2 separate regions of the Homo sapiens genome follow, and region 2 is linked to region 1. Evidence: read pairs that join two places in POLR2A ChIA-PET (ENCODE). Cell type or tissue: Panc1. All regions are shown on one strand. Each heading gives the region's core, and the rest is flanking DNA. Links, peaks and the distances in the headings are about the cores only. Region 1 holds the start of LOC105371879 (a long non-coding RNA gene). Region 2 overlaps MAP2K6 (mitogen-activated protein kinase kinase 6).

Evidence for each region. Peaks named below come from ENCODE experiments on the same cell type or tissue, not always from the same donor. Only the 100,000 strongest peaks of a DNase experiment are listed, where the experiment ranks them.
Region 2: POLR2A ChIA-PET joins it to region 1 with 12 read pairs; 2 of 35 experiments call an interaction of 5 or more read pairs at or near these places.

What each region holds. Positions count from the first base shown.
Region 1 is chr17:69,360,600-69,365,987 of GRCh38, forward strand. LOC105371879 (a long non-coding RNA gene) reads right to left here and starts at 2,330. Exons shown (of 3, transcript XR_934950.3): 1 at 1,813-2,330. In Panc1, for the core only: no CTCF peak of the experiment used is centred there; no DNase peak of the experiment used is centred there.
Region 2 is chr17:69,548,629-69,554,016 of GRCh38, forward strand. It overlaps MAP2K6 (mitogen-activated protein kinase kinase 6), which reads left to right. Exons shown (of 12, transcript NM_002758.4): 12 at 1-5,237. Among named protein-coding and RNA genes, the nearest start is that of LINC01483, 43 kb to the right of the region's middle. In Panc1, for the core only: no CTCF peak of the experiment used is centred there; no DNase peak of the experiment used is centred there.

The DNA.
Region 1 (5,388 bases), core at 320-5,319:
TCTAGTATTAGATAGCAGAGTAGGATGATAATATTAATAGTTATCAACAACTTATTGTATATTTCAGAGTAACTAGAAGAGAGGCTGGGCACAGTGGCTCATGCCTGTAATCTCAACACTTTGGAAGGCTGAGGCAGGCAGATCACTTGAGGTCAGGAGTTCAAGACCAGTCTGGCCAACATGGTGAAATCCTGTCTCTAAAAAAAAAATGCAAAATTAGCCAGGCATGGTGGCAGGCACCTGTAATCCCAGCTACTCGGGAGGCTGAAGCAGGAGAAGCACTTAAACCCTGGAGACTGAGGTTGCGGTAAGCTGAGATCGCTGCCACTGCATTCTAGCCTGGGTGACAGAGCGGGACCCCATCTCAAAAAACAAAATGAAACAAAACAAAAAACCTGTAGCTAGAAGAGAAAACTTGAGATGTTTCTAACACATAGAAATGATAAATACTCAATGTGATGGGTACCCCCAAATACCCTGACTTGATCGTAACACATTTGCTGCAACAAAATATCACATGTACCCTGAAAATATGTAAAATATTATGTATACATTTTAAAAATGTGACTTTGGAGTTGAAACTTGAAGAAGATGAGGAAGCCAGCTGTGTGAATTTCAAGCCAGCCAGCTGTCTTTTCTGGCAGGGAGAATAGTAAGTGCAAAGGCCCTGAGGAGGGTGCATGTCCATTTTGTTCTGAGAACAACAAGCAGGGCAGAGGAAGTGGGAAAGAGTGACTGATGGAAAGAATGAGAATGAGGTCAGAGAGGTAATGAAGTGAGGGCAATACAGGGCTTTGTATCAGACCCCATTAGAGCTGCACCTTACATGCTATCAGCCATCCTTTAACTCCAGCTACTGCTTAGGCAATTAGCAGCACAGATGTAATCCCACAGCACCTCTTCTGATGGCTATTTATCTCTTGCTCCTTCCCCACTGTGGCATGGAACACTTGCATGAACCCCTTAGCCCTGTGCATGCCAGGAATCCTTATGGGGTATGGGAGCAAATGGATAATTACATCCTTCTTCTATCCTTTGCAGGACCATTCTGAGGGAATACAGAGATAGCTTGTTGAGATTCCTCAGAGGGACCCAGCTCCAATTTTGCCCATTGTGGAGGTCAGCTCAATAACACACACTTGGATTTCCTTTCCTTCCTTCCTTGTTTCACTTTTCAAACAGTCTTCATTTGGGGAATCATTTTTAACCATAAACTACCTGCACACAGCCCTATACCAGGCTCTACTTTGGGTGGGGAGGAAACCAGAGCTAAGACAACTAGTAGATCATAGTAAGAACTTTGGCTTTTTTTTTTCTTTTTTTCTTTTCTTTTCTTCTCTTTTCCTTTCCCCTTCCTTCCTTCCTTCCTTCCTTCCTTCCTTCCTTCCTTCCTTCCTTCCTTCCTTCCTTTTCTTTCTTTTCTTTTTGGCAGTGTCTCACTCTGTCACCCAGGCTGGGGTGCAGTGGTGCCATCTGGGCTTACTGCAACCTTCATCTCACGGCTTCAAGAGATTCTCCTGCCTCAGCCTCCCAAGAAGCTGGGATTACAGGAGTGCACCACCACGCCCAGCTAATTTTTGTGTTTTTAGTAGAGGCAGCGTTTCGCCATGTTGGCCAGGCTGGTCTCAAACTCCTGGCCTCAAGTGATTCACCCACCTCGGCCTCCCAAAGTACTGGGATTACAGGTATGAGCCACCATGCCCGGCCAGAACTTCAGCTTTTACTCAAAGTGAGATGGGAGCCACTGGAGAATATTTGAGCAGAGACGTAAGGTGATCTGACTTCTACTTGAAAAGGATCACTCACTCTCACCTGCTGGGTTGAGGACAGACTGCCTTAGAAATGGCACAGTCAGGGGGACAAGTTAAGCTACTGCAATAATCCAAGTAAGAGATGATGATGTCCTGGACTAAGATGGTGGCTGTGGAGGTGGTGATCAAAGTTAACTTCTGAATAAATGTTGAAGGTGGAGCCTATGGATTTGCTCATGAATTGGATGTGGGTTAGTACCATAGACAAAATGTGTTCCCTAGTTTCCAATTCATATGCTGCAACCCTAACCCCCCAGTGTGATGGTATAAGGAGGCAGGGCCTTTGAAAAGTAATTACATCATGATAGTGGAGTCTTCATGAATGGGATTAGTGCTTTTACACAGAACTCTGAAATGGTCAGAGTTCTTTCCTTTTGCCATGTGAGGACACAAGGAGAAGATGGTTGTCTACGAGCCAGAAAGTGGCCCTCACTAGACACAGAATCTGCCAGCACCTCAATCTTGGACTTCCCAACTTTCAGAAGAAATATTAACAAATGTCTATTGTTGAAGCCCTGCAGCCTATGGTATTTTGTTATAGCAGCCTGAGCAGAATAAAACACTCTATATTCTCAAGATCCACTTTGGAATTTTATTTTATTTTATGAAATGAGATAAGATGAAATGAGACAGGGTCTCACTCTGTTGCCCAGGCTGGAGTACAGTGGCACCATCTCACCTCACTGTAGCCTCTGCCTCTCAGATTCAAGCTCCCATCTCAGCCTCCCAAGTAGTTGAGACTACAGGCATGCACCACCACACCCTGCTAAGCTTTTGTTTATTTTGTGGGGCACAAGGTCTCACCATGTTGCCCAGGCTAGTCTTGAACTCCTGAGCTCAAACGATCTGCCCTGGGCCCTCCTCTCCTCAAAATAGTGCTGGGTTTACAGGTGTGAGCCACCACACCCGGCCCACTTTGCAATTTTAATGATAGTTTTTCTTCTCCTACAGACCCAAAGTTTTCAATATAAAATTCAAATTGCGGTGTCTAAAATTCAATTTGGTACTAGAGAGGTCAATCAAAATCACAAGTACAGTGAAAAGGCTTCACAGCAGTCCTTCCTACGTGTATGTTTTCTCCAAATGTAAGATGTACCTGGAAAGAAAATCTCACTATGTTGGAAAAGCCTATGCCCTTGCCAACAGAAATAATTTTTAAGCCAAACATGTATTAGCACAAAAGCAGGCAATCTCTATTCCAAAGGAAGGTTGCAACACTCCTTTTCTTTGTACAACAGATGTGTGCCAGCCTTTAGGTTATAGAATGGTTAAACAATCTTTCTCCCAAACTACTGCTGACGGATCACTGACTAATCAAAGAAGAAATGCTTCCTCCAAGTTAGAGTGATTATTTCACTCTAACTTAAGGGTTATAACTATAGGGACATAGAACAGGTAAGTCCAAAGAACAGAGCTGTATGACTCAGGAGCCTTTGCGTATTTTTCACAATAATAAGTTATGGTATCTATTTATTGTATTACTATATTGGTAATATTGGTATTTATTGTATATATTATTTATTGTATATGTTATTCATTGTATACATTATTATATTGGTAATATTGGTATTTATTATATATTATTTATTATATATAATATACAATTATTGTATACAATATATTGTGTATATTATTGTATATTATATATTGTATATATTTATTGTAGATATTATTATCAGTAGTATTTACTGTATTGTTATATTGGTTATGCTAATCTGAACAAGCAGATCCATGAGTCTGCAATACTTACACACTTGTTAAAGTGTCTGAATGTTAAATGAAGTTGCATTGATTGCCTATATTTGTGTTTCAGCAGCCCAAGTACCTGAGAAAAATGCCTCTTAACTCTAACAAAAATTTTTTACACATAAATCAAATCTGAACATGACATTATTATTTTTTTTTAATTTTTATTGAGACAGAGTCTTGCTCTGTCACCCAGACTGGAGTGCAGTGGCGTGATTTTGGCTCACTGCAACCTCCACCTCCCAGGCTCAAGCAATTCTCATGCCTCAGCCTCCTGAGTAGCTAGGATTACAGGCATGCCTCACCACACTCCACTAAATGACTTAATTTTCAATTTAAATATTGTAGAACTCAGTTTAGCTATCTGTTGGATTAAATGTCAGGCACACTGGCCAGGCGTGGTGGCTGATGCCTGAAATCCCAACACTTTGGGAGGCTGAGGCGGGCGGATCACCTGAGGTCGGGAGTTCTAGACCAGCCTGACCAACATGGAGAAAACCTGTCTCTACTAAAAATACAAAATTAGCTGGGCATGGTAGTGCACGCCTGTAATCCCAGCTACTCAGGAGGCTGAGGCAGGAGAATCACTTGAGCCCGGGAGGCAGAGGTTGCAGTGAGCAGAGTTTGCGCCATTGCACTCCAGTCTGGGCAACAAGAGCGAAACTCCATCTCAAAAAAAAAAATAAATAAGTCAGGCACATCCTTAATTTACTAGATCAGCCTTCACATCTGTAATTGAAGTAATAATCTCTTTGTTAATGTTATCTATAAGGCAAGGGAATACTTTGACTTAATTAAAAAGAAAATGTCTGTGAATGAGTATATCTTCTCAGAAAAAGCTTCCTTGCTTACGCTGCAATCAAATCAAAGAAACACTGAGTTTGTCAGTAAAACCCAATAGAGAACATATTTGTAATTTAAAAATGGTTATAATTGTACAAATGATCATTATGTAATTAAGCAATATGAGTTCAGCACATTTGCCCTGATGGAAAAAAAAATAGCTTTTCTTTTTTTTTTTTTTTTGAGATGGATTCTCACTCTGTCACCCAGGCTGGAGTGCAGTGGCGCAGTCTTGGCTCACTGCAACCTCCGCCTCCCAGGTTCAAGCAGTTCTCCTGCCTCAGCCTCCTGAGTAGCTGGGATTACAGGCGCGTGCCACCACACCCAGCTAATTTTTGTATTTTTAGTAGAGATGGGGTTTCACCATGTTGGCCAGGCTGGTCTTGAACTCCTGACCTCAAGTGATCCTCCAACCTCGACCTCCCAAAGTGCTGGGATTATAGGCTTGAGCCACCGCACCCTGTCAAAAATAAGTTTTCTGATACCAAAACAATCTCTGGTTTTATCCAGCCCTATGACCTTAGGAATTTTCCTAACTGATGTTTGCTTCAGTTTATTCTTATCTTAGATGGGTAATTCATTAAGTGTAAAATATTTAAAGGTAATTTTAATACACAAAGTTTTTAATTTTTTGTTTCTGTTTATTTTGATAATTCTCTAGAAAGCCCGAGTTTCCCTGTTCTTCTCTTAGCCCTGCCAGCAGCCAGCTTTCTGATTTGGGGCAAATTATTTAACCTTGGATACTTTCATCTATAAAATGTGAGGACTGATCTTCATCTATAAATTGTGAAGACTGATTTGTACTATTTGGTTGAAATCTAATTTCTGTGATTATTTGCTTTTTTTATTATTATTTATTTTATGTTTATTTATTTTATTTTTTTGAGACATCTGTCATCCAGGCTGGAGTGCAGTGGCACGATCTCAGCTCACCGCAACCTCCGCCTCCCCAGTTCAAGTGGTCCTCATGCCTCAGCCAGCCTCCCAA
Region 2 (5,388 bases), core at 186-5,185, 190 kb after region 1:
TAGGGAAATAAAACCTGAATTTCAGAGCCTTCAAAATGAAATTATCCTTCCAGGGGAAGCACATTGCCACCAAATACATCACTCACTACCTGTTCCTGGTGACTACATAGAAGATGTGTTATTTTTCTGAGGTTTAGAAAGTCACTGTTTACAGCTATGCAAATATTGTACTATTACAGATTTTTCTAATGAAGTAGTTTGAAATCAAGGCTTTAGTGGAAGGTAATCTTTTCAGTTTCTGACCCAGATTTCTTTTTCAAGCAAAACTCCTCTGAAAGCCTCTTTGCTATAGAGGTGATGAAGGCACTTGCTAGCCTAAGCAGAAACATAAAGTAAAAAATTTTGTAGTAGGGAATTTTTGTTGGTAAGAAATCAGTATCATCTTGTAACACAAACACGTGTTAATAGAACTTAAAAATACTCAGCCTAATTCCTTGGGACTTTCAGTATCTTGACATCACTTGTATTATCATTTGAACTTGGACATTGAGCCCTTTATTTTTGGGAGTTTACAGTTAAATTTTGGAAGAATTGTGTTGTATTTCTTTCTTAGATGTTGTCAGTATGAACAGAATTTTTTTGTGAACAGTTAATCTTGATGTGCTCCATAGCTTTCTCCAGTTTACACTTTTGCATTTCTGAGATTCAGGGTCTTTTTCAAGGAAGGAGGCTAATGTTTAAGGCCTGGAGGCTGAATTCAGGGAGCGTATTGGCAAGTTTAGGCACTTACTTGTGTCTTAATGTGGGAAACAGAACTTTCTAAGTAATCTCTGGAGTTTGTAGCTTAGACCAGGCCTTCAAAAGTCTTTTCTGTTTTCCTTTGCTACAATTTGCTTGTTATTTCTCTGCCGGTCACAGATGACCTGGACTGACTGAATGCTTTTGTGGTAAGGAACTGATCTGGCCATTTTCATATAACAAAAATCAAAGTCAACAATTTTGTATCAGGCTGCCTAAATGAACCCTATTGTTTCCAGTTCTTAAAAATTTAAGGGCTATCTAAGAAAAGTTTAAGCAAAACCCTCATTCCAAACATGCGACCTTATAATAAGAACTTCCTTTAAAGATGAGCAGCAAGGTTGGGTATCTGATTTCACTAAGTAATATTCTATTGTGGTCAGAAATGGGTAATTTGCATCATTTGGTCACTATCAATATTTGTGTTGGAGTCTGCAAGATATTTCAACAAAGTAAGCCAAACCACTATCTTAGGGGATTGTTGCTGGACTTTGGAATATAAGGCTGAACAGTGATGTGAAGTCATGTTTGGGGGCTGGAAGAAGTGATAAATGCAAAGGTTGGTGCTAAATTAGGAACCCCTTGAAGGAGCAAGCTGATTAAAAAAAAAAGCTGGCAGACAAGTATATCTTTTAATTTATTTGCAGTGTTGCTATATTATAGAGATGATTTCCTATGGGAAAACCCATCAAAAAGCCAAACCTTTATTGTTATTTTTCCTTAAAAATACTGAGCTATAAGAAGATTCAGAGAGTGGCATTAATTTGGGCATCAGAACATTTTCTTTTGTATCCCTAGTGTTATTGATTTGAAAGAGTTACCTTTTCAGACAGATGGCTGAACAAAAGTAAATGATTAACGGGAAATTTGATGGTTGAGAAAAAGGAACGATATGCCTAAAGCATTTTGAGAATATACCCCTCATCCATCAGCCACCTCTGGGTAAAGAAACACAAATACCAAAGCCTGAGCTCCTTAACCTTTTGTTCCAGAGGGCAGACATTTTTAAGAAAGGTGAATGTTAGAGAAGGTTACCTGATGAGCAAGCTTCTTTCCCATAATTCAGAGAACTGTGAATGTACTTAGAAATACACTACAGGTCTTCACCAGATGAACTAGATTTTATAATTTTAAAATATAATACTGAAAGCTAGTTTGAAGTTTCAGAAGCCATGAATTATGGGGAAGGAGTAGTTTTTTATTTTATTTTATTTTTCTGATCTCAAGTTGTTTGTCCTGTTGTATGTTCAATACTTGGGGAGATAAGAGCGAGGTACAGCTGTGGTTTTCAGACCATATTCAGTGGTGCCCCTGAGGGTCTCTTGTGAACAGAAGGGAAAAAGAGTGTGATGAAGGTGAACTCTGCCTATCTGAACCTCTGTCAACCTCCAGTCAGAATATCTGGCTTCTAGTATTGTTCCTTTTAACTGGAAGTCTCTGTGGCCATTAAAAACTTGGGAACGTTGGATTAAATGACCACTTTAGGACTTTAAACAGTCTCAAATATGGGAAATTTTATAGCCAACCACGGCTGTGAGTCCCTGGCTTTTGCCGTACTGAGTATGCTCACAGAGATAGGGAGATAGGTGGCCAGAAGACAGGGTCATTTAATTTTAATTGAGCATAAATCATTTTGAAAGAAAAATGCAAGGAATTGTTGTATGACAGCCATGCATTATAGATCCTTACATGCGACATTTTCCTAAAGTGGTTGAGAATGACCTGATCTTTGTTCACCGTCTCAGTGACAAGGCGTGGAGTGACTGGGCTCTTCATATGCAGTGGAATTTTTGCATCTCTAGGTTTGCAGAGGCAGGAGTTACCGTTTTTGTTCATTGACCTATCAGAAAAAAGCAAATCCTTTGGACAATGTTGACACAGACAGGGGTACGGTCTGAGACTCAAGCTAACAGAGCTACCCCTTGCTGCCTTTTGCAAAGGTGTTGTAGGTGGAGAAGGGTAATGGAAACCTGGTACAGCCTTTAGAAGTTGGAAGCTATGGTGGTGTATCTGTCATGAACTGCACACAAGGGAATGCTTAAACACCAGCTGAGTCATATCAGGTGCCTTGTACACACACATAAAGAGTCTGGTGAATTCTGACAGTGTTCTGTTTGCCACTAGAGCAAATTTAATAGCTGGGGTTTCACAGCAACTGTTTTAGAAAACTATATGTGCCAAAAATTTACATTGGGCAGCAGTTTATAGTGTTCTTGGCCAATCTGCATAAAAGCCACTTGAGGAGGTTTGATTAAGAAAATTGTGTTTATCTCCTGTATTACCTCTGTGTTTGATTTATTCTTTAGTCTCAAATTTATTTTCTGAGTGGACTGATTTTCTATATGAACTGAAATGATGTTTTAATAGAATAATAGGTATTTTTAGAGGAAAAGTATTTTTTTGTGTAATTTGCTTACACAACTAGGACATACTTCCTATGATACTGAATCATCAAATTGAGTCATTTAAAGCTGAAAGAGGTGTTAGGAATGTAGTTTCACATTATTTAAATACATGAACAGTTTTCTATATATTTTGTGAAAATCTTGATGAGACACTAGAATTTCTTTATGGAATTGAACTTTACAAGAATTTTAATAAAAGAGGTGGATTTCTTCAGCTTTCTTTGTGCTTCAGTTTCATAGCTGAAAATGCTGCTTCCGTTTATTAATATGGACTTTGTAAGGAAACACAACAACACGTTTTCTTACCTTCTGTAAATTTTGTGATAGACACATGTTATTTGTATATATGATTGATTGTTTGCCTGTTGCACCCTAAAGTTATTTTCAAACCATGTTTATTGCAAAGAGAGCCTTTGGGCAAGTGGAAAATGCCCTGATGCTAGAATGAGGTAGTTCCATAAGCTAGTTAGGAGCTTGCTACCTCTTCTTGGTACCTGAAATATTCTGAAAGGATATCGGAGAGGTCCTATGCACCCCTGTCTTTCAAAACCCACCTCCAGCACTTCAAAGTAGTGTCTCTGGAGAGTTTAAAATAAAAGAATGAATGCTATTCAGTGGATTCCCTCATTGAGGCTCCCATCTTTCCTGCCAGGTGCAGCTTTTTCTGGTTGGAATCATCTCTTCTTTACGGATTGCCGCATTGTCTCTTTGTGAATGAGGCAGGCTGAACTGTAGAGCATGAAACTCATTAGAAGTTTATAAAGTAAAGACCTGTAAAGCATGTGGGTGGAATGTTTCCATGCTCTTGAGGTGAATATTAAATTTAAATTCTGGCCTTTGGGAACTCTTTGCTTGTGAGCTGAAGAAGGAAAGAAGGAGTTGGGGGTGTATATCTAACTGTGTTTTTCTATATGGAAATATATGAGCATCAAGTGATAACTTCAATAAGGCCTCAGGATTGTATTTAAAATACCTGTTTTGTGGGACAGCATGCCTTTGTTTTCTTTGCCTGTTGGCTTTGGTGGCTCCAAACATTTTCATTTTAGGCTAGCTTTCCTGTCACCCAGGTTGTGTGCATTTTTTTTTTCATTTGAACTATTGTTTATCATTATTAATGATGTTATCTCCAAATCCCAAAGCCAAGGAAATAGCCAGTATGCAGGACTTGCAGTAGATATAAGCATTGGTGTTAACATAGGTTAAGTTTTGTTAGTGTTCCCAGAAATATACTGAATTGAGGGATAATGTAGCTTTAAAGAAATTATGTTTCTTTTTAACATTTGGAGAAGCCACCTGTCCTGGGTCCCTATTCTTGAGAAATTCATCTTTTCATGCAAATAACATTGATGGGGGACAAGACTGGATGATTGACTTCTATCAGTCAGTAGACAAGGAAGTATAATAATTGCCAAAGGTGAGGGTAATTTTGCCTTACAAGTATGTAGGTCATTCTGTGGTGGGATTTCCCATCACATCTAGTAAAAAACAACCTTTTCATTTCCCTCCTTTCTAATCCAAGATCATATTTTTAAAAAGTAGGTTTCTGATGTGCCATGAAATATTTCTGTGAATCTGTGTTTTTGACCAAGGAAACAGCTGAGATATTAAACCATGTGGTTGTTCCACGGTTCATCTGGCTACCGTTCTGGGTCCCCTCTGACCACCTCAAAAAGAAAATGAAATTGGGAGATTAAATCAAGCTTGACCTCCTCTTTTAATGAGGAACTTTCACGTTGACTTCCTATCTCAGGATATTCTTCAGTTTCATACTGCTGAGGAGAAAGGAACAAGCTGCAGACACTGTAACTGGTCTCCAGATGTGTGTATATGCGTGTAAAACTTCACACCGTGTGTGTTGTGTTCAATGTTGTGTCAATCTACAAACTGACTCAAACAACAGTTTAACGATAGAGAAGACAGTGATAATGGCAAAAAAAACACCCAACCACCTTTTTCCGTCAAAGTGCTTGCTATGGCTTTCATAGCTGGGACAAGTAACATTAAGTATTCAGGAGCAAAGTGTTCTTGAAAGAAAATGGTGTGTTGATCTCATAAGAAAATGTACAACCAATAAAAGACATTTTAAAAAGCGTAGTGAGTCTGTACATTAATTGAGTTGTTGGAAACCCTATATTCCAGGAACATGGTATAAAAGGCTCTCCCGGTAAAAGCTTTCCTGGACTATATATTCTTGTTATTCTTTCTCTATGCTTTTCCTATTTCTACCACCGCACTTCCCAAACAG